2 separate regions of the Homo sapiens genome follow, and region 1 is linked to region 2. Evidence: read pairs that join two places in POLR2A ChIA-PET (ENCODE). Cell type or tissue: PC-9. All regions are shown on one strand. Each heading gives the region's core, and the rest is flanking DNA. Links, peaks and the distances in the headings are about the cores only. Region 1 holds the start of LOC124906278 (a long non-coding RNA gene). Region 2 overlaps OSBPL11 (oxysterol binding protein like 11).

Region 1 (5,383 bases), core at 219-5,218, 510 kb after region 2:
CTTCTTCTATAGTGGAGGTTCTCATGAATCAGTGGGCTAACAATCACCTGGGATGCTTGTCAAAAGTGCAGATTTCAGGCTGGGCTTGGTGGTTCACGCCGGTAATCCCAGCACTTTGGGAGGCTGAGACGGGTGGATCACTTGAGGTCAGGAGTTCGAGACCTGCCTGGCCAACATGATGAAACCCCGTCTCTACTAAAAATACAAAAAATTAGCTGGATGTGATGGCGGGCACCTGTAATCCCAGCTACTTGGGAGGTTGAGGCAGGAGAATCGCTTGAATCTGGGAGGCAGAGGTTGCAGTGAGCCGAGGTCACACCACTGCACTCCAGCCTGGGCAACAAGAGTGAAACTCTGTCTCAAAAAAAAAAAAGTGCAGATTTCTGCATCTCACCCCTAAACTTTTTATTTGGCAAGTCTGAGATGGAGTCCTAGACTTTACATCTTTAACAAGTGCCTCAGGTGATTCAATGCAGGCAGTCCTTGGACCGCATTTTGAGAAATGCTGAGCTGTTGAATGGAAGGGGCTTAGTGTGGGTGAGGGCTGGGAAGGTCAGGATGAAGGGTCAGCTAGATCCTAATGTTCTCTCCTGGAAGATGAGGTTTCATTTATTATTACTGTTCTCACAATCTGGCTTTAGTTAAATACCAGATTTCTGAGCATCATTAGAAAGCAGAGTCTGAGTTGGCAGTAGGCATGTAGGAAGGAGAAATGCTGAAAAAGGTTGTAGCTATGAAGGGCTAAGTTGGGTGACCTTGGAGGACCTTTTTATTTATTTTTGAGACAGGGTCTCACTCTGTCATCCAAACCGGAGTGCAGTGGCATGATCATAGCTCACTGCAGCCTCCACCTCCTAGGTTCAAGTGATCCTCTCACTTCAGCTTCCTAAGTAGCTGAGACTACAGGTACACACCACCACGCCTGGCTAATTTTTTTGGTATATTACCCAGGCGCTTTTTAAGAAGAAGCTGTTCTAGTTTCCTGTGGCTACTATACCAAATTACATAAATCGGATGGCTTAAAAACAACAGAAATGTATTCTTTCACAGTTCTGGAGGCCAGACATCTGAAATCAGTAACACTTAGGTTAATTCAAGGTGTCAGCAGGGCCGAGCTCCCTTCAGAGGCTCCACGAGGGATTTATTCCCTGCCTCTTCCAGCTTCTGGTGGCTTGTGATCACATCACCCAAATCTTTAAAGCCAACATTTTCAAATCTCTCTGTTCCATCTTTACATCACCCTCTCCTCTGTGTATATGAAGTCTACCTCTGTCTCCTTTCTGTAAGGATACATGTGATTGCATTCAGGGACCACCCAGATAATCCAGGATCCTCTCCACATCTCAAGAGCTGTACTTTAATCACATCTGCAAACGCTTTGCCAAAAGAGGAAACATTCACAGGTTCCAGGGAATAGGACGTGGGTCTTTTGGGGGGCCCTTTTTCAGCCTATCACAGAACCTTTACTGAATCTGCTTTTTTGAATTCTACATAACAAGCTAAAAAAGTAACCACTCTGTTTAAGCCCTTTGGGAGCCCTCATTGCCTCCCCATTGATGGATTAGGTAAGGACATGATCTAACCTTGGCCAAGAGCACCTGAGATGGGGTCTCAGGGCTTCCAGAGATGGTTGCCCTTTCTCATGGATATTGTTGGCCCCACACATGATGCCTGTATGAGACTCATCGAGTTTCCAACTCTTCTAGCCCAGGAGTTGCCTGCCTTACACTGCCCTGGATTGTGTGACAAAGAGTTTAAGCCACTTCAATCCTGGGGTTCCTGCTCATTGCATGGGATGGATTGAGAACAGTATCAGGCACTGCTCGCCTTAAGCACCAAGTGCAGGAGCCACCTGTGCTCCCAAGGCGTGTGCTTCAGTTGGTGCTTTGTCACAGTCATTTACTGGTGATAGTTTAATAGAGAAGGGAAGGCTTTTGTGGGGAGTCCTGACTTTGCTTCAGAAAGGACAGCAGAATGGTAAGGAATAGGTCAAAATTCAGGTATGGTCTCATTTGCATTGTTGCCCAAGAGCTTCCTGGAAAGAGTACAGAGCTCTGTGGGCCAAGTCTTGTGGCCTAGATATCATGACTACATGTTGGGCCTAGAGCTCAGCCTGAGGGACCATAGTTGTCGTGACAGCCTCCAGTAGTTCCTGGAGCAGCAAGAATAAGGTCTCTTGTTTACAGAGGTTGTCCCACACTCCTCAGCAGTGTTGAGAAGAGGTTGTCTCCAGCACCTCCCTAGGAGACTGGTCTCAAAAGTCTAGAAACCAGTAATCAGATGTCACTCACTGTAGGATACAAGTGGAATGATATTCTACTAGGAAACAAGCATTTCTAAAAAAATTACAAAAATGTAAACTGGTAACTCTGATAAATGCTTAAAGGTGACATCTCTGATGGTGTCCATCAAGACTAAGCTTGATTCTCTCCATTTGAAGACCTCTGGGTCAGTCCTCAAATCTGTGTCCTGAGGGCTTAAGGTAATCACAGCAATCGGCCCTGACTTTTGAGTGGACAGATCCTTATCTTGTCTGCTCCTTTCCTTTTGTGCTGTTATGACTAATCTTTTTTTTTTTTTCCTTTGAAACATGATCTTACTCTGTCACCCAGGCTGGAGTACAGTGGTGCAATCACAGCTCACTGCAGCCTCAACCTCCTGGGCTCCAGCCATCCTCCCACCTCAGCCTCCCAAGTAGCTGGGAGTGCACCAGCGTACCCAGCTAATCTTTGTAATTTTTGTAAAGATGGGATTTTGCCATGTTGTCATGCTGGTCTCGAATTTCTAGGCTCAAGTAGTCCTCCTGCCTCAGCCTCACAAAGTGCTGGGATTACAGGTATGAGCCACCCCACCCGGCCATGACTAATCTTAATATGTCTATTTTTGCTCATTGTCACTGAGTGGACCTGGAGGCTGAGGGCTGGAAGAGCAACTGGAATTGCTGTAGTGCCAAATATATCCCCTTTCATGTTGATGCCACCCTGGCCAAGGTATCATTTTTGTGTGGCAGCCAGAGAAATCTTTTCAAAAAGAAGGTGGAGCTCTAGTCCTGTGGCTGCCAGTTGTCTTCAGGTCCCGGCCTTTCCTGCCCCCAGGCTCATCTCTATCCAGGACTGCCTGGGAGTCCAGCTCCAGTCAAGTTCAGAGGTAACAAGCAACGTTATTGTAGCTTTATGTAAAATAACCAGAAAGTAGAAATGACCCAACTCTCTATTGACAAGAATGGATCAACATCCTGTTGCATCCACGCAATGGAATCCTAGTGAGTATTAAAGTAATGACACAGGAAACCATGTAGCTGAATTTTAAAGCACTGGGTAAGTAAAGGAAGCCAGGCACAAAAGATGAAATACTTGAAGTTTTATTTGTTTGACCTCCAGGAAAGGCAGTAGCACAATGACAGAAGGCTGGGTCTGGGTCTGGGAGGGGGTCGATTGCCAAGGGCATGACACAACTTTTTGTGGTGAGGAAATTCTTCTTCTTCTTCTTTTTTTTTTTTTTTGAAATGGAGTCTCGCTCTGTCACCCAGGCTGGAGTGTAGTGGTGCGATCTCGGCTCACTGCGACCTCCGCCTCACGGGTTCAAGTGATTCTCCTGCCTCAGCCTCCCAAGTAGCTGGCATTACAGGTATGTGCCACCAAACCCAGCTAATTTTTGTGTTTTTAGTGGAGACAGGGTTTCGCCATGTTGGCCAGGCTGGTCTTGAACTCATGACCTCAAGTGATCCTCCCGCCTCAGCCTTCCAAAGTGCTGGGATTACAAGCATGAGCCATTGCGCCTGGCTGGGGAAATTATTCTGTAACTTGATTTCGGTGGTGGTTTTATGATTATATCCACTTATTAAACTCATTGAATCATACACTTAAGAAAGTAACCACTCTGAAAAGGATAGTACTGAGTTTGAAAACCAGCAGTTTGAAAAAGATGGTACCAAGGTTAAAAACCAAATGCAGTAGAATATCCAAGTATCCAGGAAGAGCACCTTCCTAATGTGATTGATTTTATGGAAAAGAATAAGAGAAGAATGGAGCATGATAAAGAATTCAAACATTATTTTCCACATTGGGGTCGCCAAAATGAATGGCTCGGTCTAGTGTAGGAGGCAGGTGCTACACAGGCTGACTTTCTAATGAGGTCCAAAAATCTTGTATTTCACTCCAGCTAGATTGTGAAAATAGTAATAGTAACACCAGGTCTTAGCCTGGGTTTCTCAGAAAGCGGAAGCTTATGAGCTACCCCTTGATTGGAGAGTGCAGCCACAGAAGCAGGATGAGAGGAAAGAGGGGTAAAGCAGGGGAGGAGGGCTAGCAACAACTTAGTATCATATGCAAATGATGCTTCACCTCAAAGGACTCTGCTGAGAAACCACAGGAACCCTAGGGGTAGGAAGGGATCAGAATTCATCTACTGGCTTCTGCTTCCCATAACCAAAAGTTAGCTCTGGGTGGGCACCAGCAACCCTGCCATTGTGACCTGCACGACGTGAGTGCTTAGCAGGCTGCAGCAAGAAGACACTGGCTGCAGCCCACCAGAACTGGTTGTTCCAGTGGCGGCTGAGATGGAACAAGTGGACTTGCCCCAGAGACAGGTGGAGCAGAGAGGATCTGAGGTGGCACATTAAGAGGGATTATAAATAACGTGCATATTGACAGAGGTCAGTGGTAAGTACAGGTTGTCAGACAAAACATGCATGTCACTGGATCATTCTTATCTAAAGGATGCCCCCAAAATGTCAGTACAGCCGGTATATGTGACAGTGAGACCAGCAACATTTTCTAAGATAGGGAGAGGGGCAGGTTCCTGGCCTGAATTTTACCAAGAAGTCCACAGTTGTAGGTGATAATGTCTGAATGAGTGAAGGTTGTATCAGACCTTCTGGGCCCATGAAGGTCTCCCTTCAGACCAGTCTATAGATTGATCCATCCAATGATCCATCTACCTGCCCACACACCTACCCATTGACCTACCCAGCCATCCATCCATCAATCCATCCACCCATCCATCCATGGCTGGAGCAACTGTTCTCATAACTTTGTAGATGGGTGTCTGAAACCACCTCATCAGAGTCAGGTACACCTCACCAGTCTCAGAGCTCTATCATGTAAAAATATGATCACAGGCCATGCAGGTATAAGCAGACTCCCCAGCCACCAACCTCAGACCTTAAGGATGAGTACAGCCCAATGCCAGAGCATTCTTAAACTCAGGTGAGGAACCAGAACAGCAGTGATTTTCTCAGCTGTCTCCAGGAGTCATGCTAACAAGTCCTCTCACCTATATAATAGGGGGTATCCTGCACAATTATAAATTAGTGTGGGAGTTTGAGGTCCAGGATTCCATCATCCTTCCTTCTCTCCAGGTTTCTGACTGAGGAGATGGGAAA
Region 2 (5,383 bases), core at 205-5,204:
TCTCTCTCTGTCTCCCAGGGTTGAGTGTGGTGTCTCCATCATAGCTCACTGCAGCCTTGAACTGCTAGGCTCAAGTGATCCTCCTATTCAGCTTCTGGAATAGCTGGGACTACAGGTGTACACCACCATGCCCAGCTAATTTTAAAATTTTTTTCTAGAGGCAGGATCTTGCGATGTTGCCCAGGCTCATATTTAACTTTTTAATCTATCTGGAATTTATTTTGAAATACAGTGTGAGATAGTGTATCTACTACTGCATTACAAATTACCCCCAAATTTAATATATTAGCAGCATTTATTATTTCATAGTGTCTTTGGGTCAGGAATCTCAGTGCAGCTTAGCTGGGTCTTCTGGCTCTGAGTCTTTCTTAAGACTGAACTGGGAAGGATTCATTTCCTAGCTGATTCATGAGACTCTTGGTGCAATTCAGTTCCTTTTGGCCCATTGGACAAAAAACTCAGTTCCTCATGAACTGATGGCCAGAGACCTCCTTTGTTCACTGGCCACATGGGCTTCTTCACAGAGCATCTTACAACTTGGCAGCTTGTTTCTTGAGAATGAGGAGGTAAGAGGACTAGAGAGTGCTACCTGGAGAGAAGTTAACAGTCTTTTGTAACCTAAGCACTGAGGTGAATTCACATCACTTTTCACTGTTCTTCAGAAACAAGTCCCACACAAGGGTGTGAGAATACCAGCAGGTGGGGATTATTGGGATTTATGCCAGAAAATGCCTAGGCAGTTAATATAATAGACTCAAGATTGTAAAGACTAGAGGGGAAAACGGACTTGGGGAGTCAAATTATGTATCTGGTTTTAGGTATGTCCAGCTAAAGTTGCCAGAATGTTTAAGTGTCTTATCTAGCCAGTCCTCAGAGATATGGAGTATTGGAAATGTAGATAATTGTCTTTACATTATCCAGAATGTTTTCACATCTGTTATCACATTTAATCCTCCCAACTCTGGAGGAAGATACAGCATTATTATTCCTGTTTTGCAGTTGAAGAAAACCTAAGTCTAAATGACAATATAGACTTAGGCAATATAGTACATGAAGTTATATATTGCATGTAGCTAAGGTTACATAGCTAGTAAGTGGGAGAACTTTTATTTCTAGATAGATATTTACATAGAGGTATTAAAAGTAGATAAACTCTCTAAAAGGAATGAATAATTATTGATAATAACTAGTTTGGTACATGGTTGGTTTTATGGTTTACTCATGTTCTAACTTATGTAGCAAATATTTTTGAGTCTCTACTATGTCTGAAGCACTCTTTTATTAATGCCAAATTAATGTGCACACCCAAAACAACGAAAGAATGAATTCTAAGGCTTATTTTAGGAGGATCATCAAAATAATCAGGAAAAGGAAGGGCATCAGTGGCATTTACAAAACAATCTCATGATGACCTTTTGAAAAAAAAAATTTTTTTTTTGAGACAGAGTCTGGTCCTCTTGTGCAGGCTGGAGTGCGGTGGCAGATCTTAGCTCACTGCAACCTCTGCCTCCCAGGTTCAAGTCCAAGCGATTCTCCTGCCTCAGCTTCCCAAGTAGCTGGGACCACAGGCACTTGCCACCACACCCGGCTGATTTTTGTATTTTTAGTAGAGATGAGGTTTCACCATGTTGGCCAGGCTGGTCTCAAACTCCTGACCTCAAGTGATCCACCCACTTCGGCCTCCTGAAGTACTAGGATTACAGGCGTGAGCCACCGTGCCTGGCCCTTTTGAAAAATTAAACTTAAGAACTTAATTTATTAGATTAGCCTTGTATTTTCTTGTTTCCAGAGTAATTTATATTCATATGATGTGAGCTTTCTTTACCATTTACAGAGAAGATAGATTTCCCAGTTCTGGGTCTTTCCTTCCTTTTTCATAGTGAATATTCACACTTTATAAAATATGCATGTTTTCATTATTTTTGTATTCTTCATGTCAGCTTGTAGAGAAATTCACAAATCTGCAAATATGCCACCTGCTTATTAAAATGGGCAGAAGAGAACTATTCAAAAGAGGAACTGAAAGACAAACCAGGGTGTTTGATGGCCTGCTTTTTTTTAAAATTTTGAGCTCCTCACTGGCTAATCATATTAACAGATAAATCTATTTTCCTCATTAGCAAACAGCTATACTTTTCAGTAAATGTGTAAAAGTCTGCAAATGTGTAGTATAGAAATAATTTTTGTGGTCAGACCACAATAATTTTGTGGTTTCTTCCACTGTCAATACTATTATAAGGAAAAGTGCCTGTTCGCGGATGGGAAAATGAGATTGGCCTAAATATAAATGAATGTTCATGGTCTTAGAGGTTTTACCTCTTCTTCTGAGTTGATTTGAAGAAAAAGTCATAAATGTCTGCTTTTTTTTTTTTTTTCCTCTGCAGGGGTTAAAGGAAAATTGATACATATTTCTACACTCTAGTTTTTGTTTTCTGTATCTGACATCTGCTATAGATGCTGGTAAAAACAAGAGAAAGATAATTGTAGGCATGTAACTGGAAACTATAAAATATTATTCCAAAATCTAGTTAAAAATATACCAAGTCTTGAGGAGCAAGAGTTGGTTTATTAATAATGTGCTGTGATTTCTTAGTTTCCTTACATTTTTGCACTACATATCTTTTCTGTTTTGTTTTTTTTTTTTTTTTTTGAGATGGAGTTTCACTCTTGTTGCCCAGGCTAGAGCACAATGGTGCAATCTTGGCTCACCACAACCTCTGCCTCCTGGGTTCAAGCGATTCTTGTGCCTCAGTCTCCCGAGTAGCTGGGTACAGGCAGGTGCCACCCGGCTAATTCTTATATTTTTGGTAGAGACGGGGTTCCACCATGTTGGCCAGGCTGATTTCGAACTCCTGACCTCAGGCGATCTGCCTGCCTAGGCCTCTTAAAGTACTGGGATTACAGGCGTGAGCCACCGCACCCGGCTTTGTCTACATTTCTAATCATTTGTCATAGATGGGATACCTAAAAGTGAAATTCTAGGGCCAAAGAGTGCTAACATTTTTAAGACTCTTGGCAGGAGGGAGGACCCCTCTCTTGACTTTATACTTTTTGTCATAGATTAAAATACAGTTAGACTTTATTTTGTTTGCGATTTTGAGTATACAGTCTGCGAGTTGAATTTTTTGGGGAGGAGGTGGGCAGGTTACTGAGAATTGCCTCATGGCTTCATAGAAAAATTCTGTTTCTTTCTTCCCATTGCTTAATTCATTCAGCAAATAAACATTATATCCCAGGCTACACACTAGCTGTTGCGAGGAATATCTCTTAATGTCATTAGCCTTTTCCTCAGCTAAGCAAGCCACTCCCCGCTTCATGCTATTTCTTATCCAGAGAATGGACCAAAGTGCTAAGCCTTTTGGGAGGATACTTTTTGCCTAGTTGAAAGTATGGATTTTGACATGTGACTTGCCTGGTACCTCATATTTACTGACTACAACTTGGATTCCTGCCTGTAGTTAAATACCTTAAGGTATCGCTATTTGGCTTTTCCAGGAAAATAGAACCAATAGGTAGATATATATAGAGAGAGATTATGAGGAATTGGCTCATATGACTGTGGAGCCTGAGAAATCCCATAGCTCAGTTGTCTACAAGCTGGAGAACCTCTTGACATTATCGTCAACCTCTGATGTTACTTCCAGCTGACTGCCCTCATCATTCCATTAAACTGTTATCTCTGGGTTTTAAGTCTAATGAGTCTTCTCAGTCTTTGTCATATCTTACTTTATCAGTAGCACTGAACTTCTCTTTTTTTTTTTTTTTTTTTTTGAGACAGGGTCTTACTCTGACGCCCAGCCTGGAGTACAGTGGCAGGATCTTGGCTCAGTGAAACCTCCGCCTCCCAGTTTCAAGCAATTCTCCTGCCTCAGCCTCCCAAGTAGCTGGGACTACAGGCATGCACCACCACGCCCAGCTAATTTTTGTATTTTTAGTAGAGATAGGGTTTTACCATGTTGGCTAGGCTGGTTTTGAACTCCTGACCTCAAGTGATCCACCCACCTCAGCCTCCCAAAGTGCTGGGATTATAGGCATGAGCCACTGTGCCTGGCCTGAGACAGAGTCTTGCTCTGTTTCCCAGGCTGGAGTGCAATGGCACGATTGCAGCTCCCTGCAGCCTCCACTTCCTGGGCTCAAGCAATCCTCCCATCTCAGTGTCCTGAGTAGCTGGGATTACAGGTGTGTGCCACCCTGCCTGGCTAATTTTTAATTTTTTTTGTAGAGACAGGATCTCACTGTGATGCCCAGGCTGGTCTCAAACTCCTGGCTCAAGTGATCCTCCCAAAGTGCTGGGATTACAGGTGTGAGTGAAGGCACCTGCCCACTGAATATTCTTGACCACAGACTTATCTTGAAACACTTTCTCTGGTTTCTGTCTTTCCATACTCCTAGTTTTCTTCCCACTACTCAGTTGTTCCTGATTTCTTCTCTGTATTCCCCTTGCCCTTAAAACTTTTCCTTAGAGATCTCTCTTAGACCCTGCCCATCTCTTGCCATTTCGTAATACTTCCTGAGTGACCTTATTTACTGCTGTAACTTCAAATACCAGTTATATGCTTATATGCTGATGACTACCAAGCCCTAATCATGCTGCCTTACTGGATATCTCCCTGTATAGTCCTGCAGGTTCATTAAATTTAACATCTTAAGTTGGAACAAATCCAAAATTTCTCTGCGATCCCTATCTCAGTGAAGGCATTAGTTATCCACCCAGTTGTTCCAGCTGGAAATCTGAGTGTTGCTCTTGTCCTTTCTCTCTCACTTTCATTCTTTCTGTCTCACTTCACATCTAATCAGTCATCAAATCTAGTCATTTCAGCCTTCTCACTCACTACTGAATCCTCTGTATTTGTTTAATGCCTTTTTTATTTGTATGGCAGCTGCAAATGTAGTCCCATTGTGTGTCTTTTCCAGTAGCAGGAACCCATGTTACTGCCTTTTTCTTCAAGGAGATATATTTCTCTTAGATTAGATTATAGATTTGAGATGGAGAGTTATTAGTTATTGCCTTTTTGATTTTCTTATGCTTTTCAATGGTTTTTCAGAGTGCTGTGCTTTAGTAGGTATTGAGTAATTGTTTTGAGTTGAAAGGATTTGAAACTGTTTAAAAGGTAGCTTAATTTTAAAAACTTTTATCTATCTTAAGTCTGATAAAGAAAGGTTGAGAAATAAGTATATTGCCGGGCACGGTGGCTCACGCCTATAATCCCAGCACTTTGGGAAGCCGAGGCAGGCGGATCACGAGGTCAGGAGTTCGAGACCAGCCTGACCAACATGATGAAACCCCGTCTCTACTACAAATAGAAAAAGTAGCCAGGCATGGTGGCACACACGCACCTGTACTCCCAGCTACTCGGGAGGCTGAGGCAGGAGAATCACTTGA

What was found. Peaks named below come from ENCODE experiments on the same cell type or tissue, not always from the same donor. Only the 100,000 strongest peaks of a DNase experiment are listed, where the experiment ranks them.
Region 1: POLR2A ChIA-PET joins it to region 2 with 21 read pairs; 6 of 35 experiments call an interaction of 5 or more read pairs at or near these places.

The regions. Positions count from the first base shown.
Region 1 is chr3:125,076,998-125,082,380 of GRCh38, reverse strand. LOC124906278 (a long non-coding RNA gene) reads left to right here and starts at 315. Exons shown (of 3, transcript XR_007096045.1): 1 at 315-5,383. In PC-9, for the core only: no CTCF peak of the experiment used is centred there; DNase peaks (open chromatin) are centred at 2,100 and 2,520; H3K27ac peaks cover 1,460 bases.
Region 2 is chr3:125,586,610-125,591,992 of GRCh38, reverse strand. The region is part of intron 1 of OSBPL11 (oxysterol binding protein like 11); the gene reads left to right. Among named protein-coding and RNA genes, the nearest start is that of OSBPL11, 6.2 kb to the left of the region's middle. In PC-9, for the core only: no CTCF peak of the experiment used is centred there; no DNase peak of the experiment used is centred there.